Linked DNA regions of Mus musculus: region 1 is linked to region 2. Evidence: chromatin contacts called from ENCODE Hi-C or POLR2A ChIA-PET data. All regions are on one chromosome and are shown on one strand. Each heading gives the region's core, a stretch centred on a gene start or an enhancer-like site at or near the end of the contact. The rest is flanking DNA. Distances are from core to core; before and after follow the strand shown.

Region 1 (4,724 bases), core at 1,382-3,881, 100 kb after region 2:
TATATATGTATATATACACATACACACACATATATATGTATATATATATATATACACATACACACATATACACACACACATATATGTACATACATATACATACATCTATCTATATTTATGTATATATACGTATATATATGAAGCAGGGTAAATATATGTAAGCTTTTGTTTTTAAGTTTTGATAGAGTACACATGACATATAATCTACAACCTTGACCACTTTTGCCATGTCCAGATCAGCAGTGTTAGGTATGACACTGGGCAACAACGCCCCCTCGCCGCCCGACCCCCACCCCCGAGTTTTAAAAGTTTAACACTGGCATTTAACACAAGCAGACCGGCACAAGAGTGTAGGTCTTCAATGATAGTATCTTCAGTGATAGTTTAAGCAGGTTAAGCTATTTTAGGCTTACCCATGGAGTCAATTACAAAATGTCAGAGGTCGTTATTTATCCCTTTACAGGAGAACCTTTTTGTTGCTGTGGAATTTTGAAATCCTGCCCTTACTGAGAACGCCACATGGAAACCAGGATCTGTGTAACTGTGCACCATGAAATCTGTCATTCATCAGACTGATAGGATGCTCTTTTCAAGCTCACAGTTTCTTCACTCAAGTCCCTCTCTGAAGGAATTTCCAATCTCCAGCGCACATCTCCGGGGTAGTCACTACTTTACAGTGTCATGTAACCGAATTGATTTGGAAAGAAAGGGACACCCTTGTATTTCCAGACCTCTACTTCAAGTGGAGACTAAACAAGTCAATTCATTAAGGTAGCTCTGTTGTACTCTGGCTGTCCGGGCCCAGGTTTCACAGACAACTTTTCAAGCCATGTATCAGGAGTCCATCGACCGGCAGGCCTCGATAACGGGCCCGGCTGAAACACAGGCCGCTCACTGGTTTCCTTTCTTCTGATTTAACTTTCGATAGGTGACTAGACTCTAGACGCACATCAATCCCACGGCAGAAGTGTTTGTCCACTCACATTCTGACCAAACAGAAGCAGTGGAGGAGAACCTGACAGAGGGCTAGTTTCGGGCCTGGTCACATCTGTACTATGATGTTCTCGTAATGAGAACGAGGAGAACTAGTCCAAGAAAAATGGGTAACAGTGCTGAACGCAGAGGGCCAGAAAAGCCTGGCTGTTTCCACAGCTCGAGCCTGCTCTCCTTTTTATTTTGAAAACCTACCACTTTGGAATGGCTATCTTTTTCTAGGTACCCTCAGTTACCATTCAAGACTCTTTCTGCTTAAGAGCAAAATCCCAATAAACACAGTTGTAGACGATGTTGTTGCATGGAATTAACAGAAATATTACTCATTTGAAAACGTACTTAGGATTATTTATTAACTGGGGTGTGTGTGTAGGCCGGAGGACACGTTGCTAGTGACATCCCACATGGGTTCTGAGGAACCAATTGGGGCAAGTGACCTTACCCACTGAACCATTTTGCCAGGAAACGACCCTCCCACAGGGGTGGGTGAGGGGAAATGTTTTTAGTAGTGGTTAAAAGTAACATACATGCTAAGACCCAGGACACAGGAAAGTACTACTGAGACACACATAGCTACTGAAGCCCAAACTAATCACATGATGAGCCCTGCCTTCTCTGATTTCTGCAATGGAACCACATCCCCTAATCCCTAAGCATTTGAAAGCTATATAAAGCTCCTTTCGAGGCACTTGTTCCCCACAACTCTCTGCCAGAAAGTTAAGACAAGGGCATCCAGAGGCCTTAATGCCCGGACTGGAAAGCTCTGGGCTAACACCCTGATTAGAGATTAACTGCTTCTCCGAACACCTGAAGCATATTTTAAATGCTTCTCGATGTTCTCATTTCTGTGTGCAGATATCGCCTTGGTGCTGTATAAATTAGTCATACTGTAAGCTCTATTTTAGACTCTGTGTACAATACATATATAGAACGGCCCACAACGGTGAGAGACGTGCACGGACTCACATCCGAGCTGGGTGGGAAAGGCAGGTGGGCTCAACGAACGCGCTGATGCTGGTGAAAACTATCCCTCCTGCCTCCCCGTTCTCGATGATCTTCTTCGAGGTAGACTAGGCACGGAAACGGGGAGGACAGGCAGGCACCCCAGCTCCCCACCCATGCCGCCGGAAGGTCCTCACCTCTAGCTTGTCCGTCAGCTCCTTGTGCATCTGCTCGTACTGCCGGCTCATGTCCTGGTTCCTCTCGAGCAGCGCCTTGCCTAGTCGGGCCGCCAACACCAGATCCTTCTCCTTCTGGCGGATCACCGACAGCAGCTCGGGATCCTGGGTAGGCGGCGGCGGCAGCGGCGGCCCGTGCCCCTCAACCGGAGACTCCGGCTCCGCCTGAGGATGCTCGCCGGGCTCGGACGACCGCTCCCCGGCCGCCAGCAACGCCAGCTCCTCCTCTAAGGCCAGTTCCAGTTCCCCGGGACCTCCGGGGAAGGAGACGAGGGCGGCAGCAGTGGCGGGACTCCGGACTGCGTCCCCGGCCCCAGCGGGCAGCTCCATGCAGCAGGCGCTGTCCGGCTCGGCGGGTGCTGAAGCTCGGCCGGCCAAGCCCAGGCAGAAGGCGGACATGGCCCGCGCGCGCCGAGCCCGCAGCGGTGCGGCCCGGCCGGCGCGCGCCAGGCTGCAAGGCGGGGGGTGGGGATGGGGATGGCGGGGGAGGGGCCCCGCCGCGCCGCCCCGCGCTTCGCCTCGCCTTGCGCCGCGGCACGCGCCCCCCGGGTCCCCGCGAGCCCTGGGCGCGGCGCGCGCGGGCGGGCAGGCGGGCGGCCCCTCCCCCGCGCCGGCGACACGCGCCCCCGCCCCCGGGGGGCTCAGCTGCTGGCGCGCGCCCGGGACGCGGACGACGGGGGTGGGCAAGAGCGGCAGAAGGGGAGATTGAAGAGGGGTGGCGGGGTGCGGAGCGGGAGGAGAAGCCGCGCTAAGGATCGCCGCCGCGGCCGGGGTTCAGCCGCCCTGTTGCTGCCGCTGCTGCTTCTGCTGCCGCCGTCGCCGCCGCCGCCGGCCGGCCGGCGCCTCACGGGGAGGGCTGCGCTCCGCTGTCGCTGCGTCGCTCGTTGCTGCTGCTGCCGTCGGCCGCTCCTTGCAGCCGCGCTCCATGTCCCCCGGCTCGGCGGCAGCAGCGGCGGCGACGGCGGCTGCTGCTGCTGCAGGGGCCGAGGCGGCGGCTCGACATCGTTGGCCGCACAGCCCCGGAGCAGTCCTTCCTTCTTGCCTGCCCGGCCCCGCAGCTCACCCGGCCGAGGAACCCGCCCGGCTCGCCCGCCGGGCTCGCTCCTCCGCCCGCCCGCCCCGCGCTTCCGGCCGCGCCCCTCTTCCCCGCCCCGGGGGCCGGCGCCTGACGCGCGCGGGCACCTGTTCGCCGCCGCGCCCGCGCGGGATTCGCCGACGCTCCGCTCGCCTCGGCCGCGCCCAGGTGGCGCCCGCCTAACCCGGACGTGGCCTCACGCGACGCGGGGACGGATGCGCGCGCCGCCCGTGGGGAAGCTCAGCGCGTCCTGAAAGGCCGGAGCCTCTCCCTCCCGTGTGTGTGTGTGGGGGGGGGGGGTGGGGACGGCCACGCCCCCGGCCTGGAGCCACGCCCTCAGCCTCGTTCCCAGCTCTAGGTGTGGCCACGCCCCCTGCGCGCTCACCTAAGGGTGCGGCTCTACGTCCACCACTTCTCCGACTCCTCCTCAGCTTGGCGCTCGGCCACGCCCCCTGCCTCGTTTTCGCCGGGGCCACGCCCCCCGCGCTCGCACCTCTGGGTGTGGCCTCCTCCTCCTCCAGACTCCCACGCTCTCACCCCTGATGGCGCTCTGCAGCGGCACGCGTCCTCTTCCTCGCCTCCGCGGCCCCAGCCCGCAGCCTCTCTTCGGTTTGGGGAGCTGGCGGGAGCCCCATTTGGATTGGGTCTTGTGGTGGGGTATCCTAGCTGGTCTGTGGTCCGAGGGGGCTGCGGACAATTATGTGAGTCAGGGAGCCAGGCGGAGAGCCATTTGCAGTGCGGGATTTCTATCTGAACCCCTGCAAGAGCTAAGCAGTCGGGAGAGGGAGCCCTCGAGAAAAGGAGGCGGAGGAATGACTTGGAGAACCCAGCATCTTCATACTGATGACTCAGGGATATGAGAGAAAAGGGTTTGTGGAGAAATAACGGGAGAAAACAAAAATCCTGCTTCTAGATGGGGGATACAAAGCACAGACATTCCCCAGTAATAACTACCTGAGCCATGTCCAGCTTTTTCTTTGTTAGTTTTATATGCGTTATCTTAATCTCACAAGGGTTTTATAAGGTGTTGTCCTTCTTGCTGTTTATACATGGGAAGAAACTCAGACTCTAGACTTGGGTTCTGCCAGGCTGACTCTGGGATTCCCATTAAATTATTATTCTTTCTTAACATGTGACCCCCATCTGGGGGAAGATAAGCAGTGATTTACAAAGACGATGGGTCGACTCAGTACACTTTCCTGCGATGAGGAAAGAATGACGCTACAGGGTGACTGCGGGTCTCTTCTTTCTTTGATCGAGGTGGTATTTCGGGAGCCAGAACTGGTCTTTATTGTTTGCTTTTCCTGTTTAGCCACAACCTCTTTTTTTTAAAGTGAGGTCATACTTTACCTCTTTTTATCCTGGTGAAATGGAAATTTTAGGACACCCAGAAGTTGAGACGTTTCTCTTTGAGTTTTTGTTTGTTTTTTTTTATTAAATTCAGAGCCTAAACAATTACCTTGTATGACAATCCACTC
Region 2 (4,806 bases), core at 1,740-4,239:
CATCTAGTAAGCACACCCGTATTTATTGAATTAATGAGTCAACAAATTGAATTTGTTGCATGGATCCAGCTACCAGGTGATGTTGAAAAAGCAGCTTTGTCTGCCTGTCACTGTTTGTCTCATTTGTAACTGCCCAGCCCCGCTCACCACCGCGGTGCTCCTGCCGCGGGTCTGTGACACAGCTTTGCAGTGCTGCTCTTCTGATGGGGATCTCCGGAGTTAGCTCTAAGGTAGGAAGATAAGCTGTAGCCCGGGACATGGGGACAAGGTCTCTAGCTGCGGGCTGTCCTGACCAGCCTGCAGCAGTTCACACGCGACACACGACACATGCGTTTTTGGAAAGAACTCTTCATTGACTGCAGCCAGGTAAACATTAGACAGTGTTTTCAGAGCGTTTGCTGGGAGACTCATTTTGGGATTCCAGAAGCATACCCTGGCCTCAGGGAATTCCCCCCTCCAAGCCAAAATTGATGATTCTCACAGGGTGTGACAGCGGCTGTCTGAATACAGCTGACATTCAAAGTGTGCCTCTGTTCTGGTGTCACCATGAAATCTTTGTGACGGACTCTTCTCCTTCCCTCTTGCTAACAGAGACAGTCTGTGTCCTCTGAAGTATAGTACAGTATAGTATAGTACAGTACAGTACAGTATAGTATAGTATAGTAAATGGTAAGAGGCCATTACATAGTTACAGAATAAAGGCAGGAATTAACACCCACTGGGTTCCAGGTGACATATGGATGGGGCAGAACTGGGAATCTCATCTCCCTAGAGCTGTTCTGCTTCACTCCCCAGAGAGTCCTGTGTTGACAGGTTGCTGCTCTGGGACTGTGGGAAGTCCCCTATAGGAAACAGCTCGATGATGAGCGAGCCCTTGCAGAATGACTAACATTGGTCCCTGTGACTGACGATGCATAGCCTCACATTTACAGTATTCTGAGGAAACAGACTCTGAGGCCCCTTGACTATCCAGAAGCTATTCAGGGGTGGATTTCAAAGCTGGCATTGAAACTGCAATCTTTTCAACCTAGGAGCAGGCATGAAGATGACCTGACCCGATGCTTTAGGTGCCAGGGAGACGTGGAGTGCTTATCTGAAGTCTACCCTAATCCTAAGACTTCTTGCTTTCCATCTGTCTCCTCTAAAATGTTTTTTTTTTTTTTTTTTTTAAAGATTTATTTATTTACTTTATGCATGTGAGTACAGTCTCTATCTTCAGACACACCAGAAGAGGGCATCGGACCCCATTACAGATGGTTGTGAGCCACCATGTGGTTGCTGGGAATTGAACACAGGACCTCTGGAAGAGCAGCCAGAGTGCTCTTAACCGCTGAGCCATCTCTCCAGCCCCTCTAAAATGTTTTGAGGTTTTTCTGTTATGTACCTGAATGTTAGTTTGAGTCTACAGACCACATGTCTCAAGTGTCAGCCAAGGCCGGAGGGTGACATCAGTTCTGAGACTGGAGTTACAGATCCTGGTAAGGCGCCATGGGGGGTGGGAGGGGCTGAGGATTTAACCAGGTTCCTCCGGAGGAGCAGCCAGTGTTCTTAACTGCTGAGCCATTCCTCAGCCCCTTCCCTGTTTCTTAAAAAATGCCAATCAAAGGAATAGCAGGAACCTGGCCAGTCCCAGGAGTTTTCAATCAAGAACACAACACAGCCAGCGTCTCTCCTCAGCCAGTATCTTATGATTCTAGGCTCGTGTTCATCTGACATCACCAGGCTTGCTTCAGGGAAATAAAGAGTTCAAGCAAGGCCTAGATCAGACACTGTGTGTGCTGTTCAAGGACCTGCAGTACCTTGAATAACAAGAAAATTATGAACTGCATAAATCTACCAGCAGCGGAATTGTTAAGGAATAGTACAACCATCAGATGGGGGTACCACGTGGTGACGAGGCAGTTAAATGATTGATGGCGGCATACCGGTGAACTGCGAGAGGCACATGGGTGCTTAGATACTCTGAAATGTATGGGAAAACATGTATCCATTAGACTAGTAAGTGTTTCATGCTGTCCAAGAAACTTTAAAGGAAAACTAATGTCAACTTTGAATTCAGTAAGCGTCTGTATTTTGTTGTTGTTTTGTTTTAAACACTAGCACTGCTTCTTACGGGGAAAGATTAGGAGTGGGCAGTATCCCCAACAGGTGCTTGGCTGGAAAGCACTGGAGGGCAAGAAGAAGCAGGGACAAAGAGGCTGGGGGTGGAGCTCAGCTCGAAAAGCGTCTGCCTAGCATCTGCGAAGCCATGGGTTCGAGTCTCAGCACCACATTAAAACAGGACTCAGGAGGTACAGGTGGGATCAGAAGTATATGGTTATCCTCGGCTACTCGAGAGAGTCAGGAAGCCACCCTGGGATACTTGAGAACTTGTCTGGAAAAAGTAAAAAACCACAGGGATGGGGCAATCCCTGCAGACCTGCAGGGAGGATGGCGATGGCAGCGACAGCTCTCGGGGACGGGCAGGTGGGCTTCCGCTCCAACTGGAAAAAAACGTGGGGCTGGCTCCGCGCTGCGTCCGGAAAACTGAGGCAGAAGGAGCAGAAGCGCTGGCGAGCAGGGTGCATACGCCCCACGGATCCCAATCCGGAACCGCTACCCGTTCCGCCAGGGGGTCGGGCGTCCGGGATCGTGGTGCTCGGGGGACGACTTCCTCCCCAGCGCTGACCTCCAGGCTTCAGCCCTGCGGCCGGTTGTCACCTCTCTTCCGTCGGGCCCTGCTAAACGGTTCGGTTCTCCCGGGGATCCGCAGCGACGGCGCTCGCTCGCTCGCTCGCTCGCTAGCTCACTCGGACCTCGGCCGGCGAGCGTAGCGCACTGCGCGTGCGCGGAGAGGGCGCGGCTGGCCGGGGCTGCGGCTGCGCAGAGGCGGTTCCAGCCCCCGCGCCTGCGCAGTGGCGGGGCGGGGCGGGAAGGAGGGAGGCGGCGGCACCGGCGGCGGCTGCTGAGGAGGAGGAGGAGGAGGCGGAGGTGGGGGAGCGGAGGGAGGTGTTTCTGTCAGTTCCGGCTGTTTGTTCGGGAAGTGGATCCGCCGCTGCCGGAGCAGCCGGGAGGGAGCTGCGGATCGCGAGGCCAGGACCGACCCCGCCCGCCCAGCTCGCCTGCCCGCCCGCGCGCGCGCGCCCGCCCGCCCGCCGCCCCCGCCCGCCATGGCCCGGGACTACGACCACCTCTTCAAGCTGCTCATCATCGGCGACAGCGGTGAGGGCCGCAGGGGCCGGAGGCGGTGTGGGCCCTGCCGGGCGCGGCCCGCGGGGGCCTCGGGGCGGGCGGGCGAGCGGGGCGGGCGGGCGAGCGAGCGAGGAGGCGCGGCCCGCGCGGGGCGGGAGGCGCGGAGCTCGGCGGGGTCGCAGGCCCCGGGGGGGCCGCAGCGAGGGGACTCCGGGGTGGCTCCTCGGCGGGGCGGGGGGCACCGAGGGCGCGGGATGCACGCACGGCCCCGGCGCTCGTTCCTGCCTCACGTGTGACCTTGGTCAAGTCGCGCGATCGCTGGAGTTGGAGAGAGCCGGGTTCGAGTCCCGGGGAGGCAAGCTTTTGCCGCTCTGTGACCTTGGGCGAGTTGTCTCGCCTCCCTTGAGCCTCAGTTCCTGCATCTGAGAAGTGGGGACTTGTTAAGCTGAGCGGTGGGATGATTCGGTGAGCTGAAAGTAGGGAAAAGCGCCTGACCCGGCATAAAGTAACCTCTAAGTAACTCACAGTGTTAGCAGCATGAGTCGCCCTGTGAAGACTCAGCGCTCCGTGAAATGGGGGTATTTCCAGGACCCGTCTCCGGGTTGCCGTGCGCTTGGATGAGGTGCGGCAGGTACAGCCATGAGCGCATTCCTTTAGAATTGTTACTAAGTCTCAGCAAGGTTCAGTTCTCATCTGTGGAATGGGAGTGGTAGATTTGCCTGCCAAGGCTGATGTGAGCACACACTTAATGAGGGGACTAGTGTTTGGCACACAGTAGGTGGACAGTGTTTGCTGTTCTCTTACCCGGGTGCTTCATTCAATATTTTAAGTGCTTTGTGTACACAAACACACACACACCACACACCTTTCAGTACCGCGCCATCTCTGATTCATAGATCAGCTTCTGGTACCCAGTGCTTAAATGCATTTGGTCAGTGAATGAGAGTCACACTGGTTTCTGGCCAAGGATGAAGCATTTTAGAGGTGTTTGGAGTATGGCAGGTGACCAGGTCCTGTGGGGTGATGGTGAGTTCAGGGAGGCAGGCCCAGGATGTTTAGGGGAGCTTAGCTGAGGTGCCAGGAATATGTGATGTTTTAGGAAGGAGGCTGGCGAGCAGCTAAGTTTATAGATCAGACTGGAGTGTGGGATAGAGAGGGTCATGTGACTTGAGACAGCCAAGTTGGTGGTAGAGCCTGTGTATTGTCAAGGAACTAGAGCTCCGTGTCCCCCCTGAGACTCAGGATATAGGCTTGTTGGCTGACGCTGTCATAGACGGACATGGAAATAAGTGGATTTTGGTCTCACGGGAGAAGCTGGGTTGGGATGTGGTTGGTGGTTTGGATCTGGTGGAAGATGGCTGAAGTCTTAGGGGGTTGCTGTTAGGGGGGGAAGGTGTCGGGAAATGCTAAGGCCTAAAGGATTGGGGTAGAAGAATAGCTGTGTCTGGGAGCGGAGTTGGAAAGCTGGAAGACTGACCTGTAGTGGTTTGAATGAAAGAAAACTAGGCAAGCTGTGTAGATAGACTTGAACTTGGACCCAGCTAGTGGCATTCTTCTGGGCTCTTGAGGGTTTGTTGACATTATGGTGATCTCTCTCCTTTCAGAGCTAAAGTCAGCCCGCTGTGGTCAGAGGTC

What was found. Hi-C counts contacts between places; a loop is a spot of excess contacts on that map. ChIA-PET counts read pairs that join two places held with the same protein, here RNA polymerase II (POLR2A).
Region 1: POLR2A ChIA-PET joins it to region 2 with 16 read pairs in Patski. The contact joins the promoter of Bicdl1 here to the promoter of Rab35 in region 2. A Hi-C loop is called at or near these places in 2 of 37 maps with a recorded cell type or tissue (both T-helper 17 cell). POLR2A ChIA-PET finds 5 or more read pairs at or near these places in 3 of 5 experiments (Patski and embryonic stem cell).

The regions. Positions count from the first base shown.
Region 1 is chr5:115,728,990-115,733,713 of GRCm38, forward strand. It overlaps Bicdl1 (BICD family like cargo adaptor 1), which reads right to left and starts at 2,632. Exons shown (of 9, transcript NM_001080808.2): 1 at 2,133-2,632. The coding sequence starts at 2,570.
Region 2 is chr5:115,628,998-115,633,803 of GRCm38, forward strand. It overlaps Rab35 (RAB35, member RAS oncogene family), which reads left to right and starts at 2,990. Exons shown (of 6, transcript NM_198163.1): 1 at 2,990-3,201. The coding sequence starts at 3,150. 1110006O24Rik (RIKEN cDNA 1110006O24 gene) reads right to left here and starts at 2,819. Exons shown (of 1, transcript NR_027810.1): 1 at 2,052-2,819.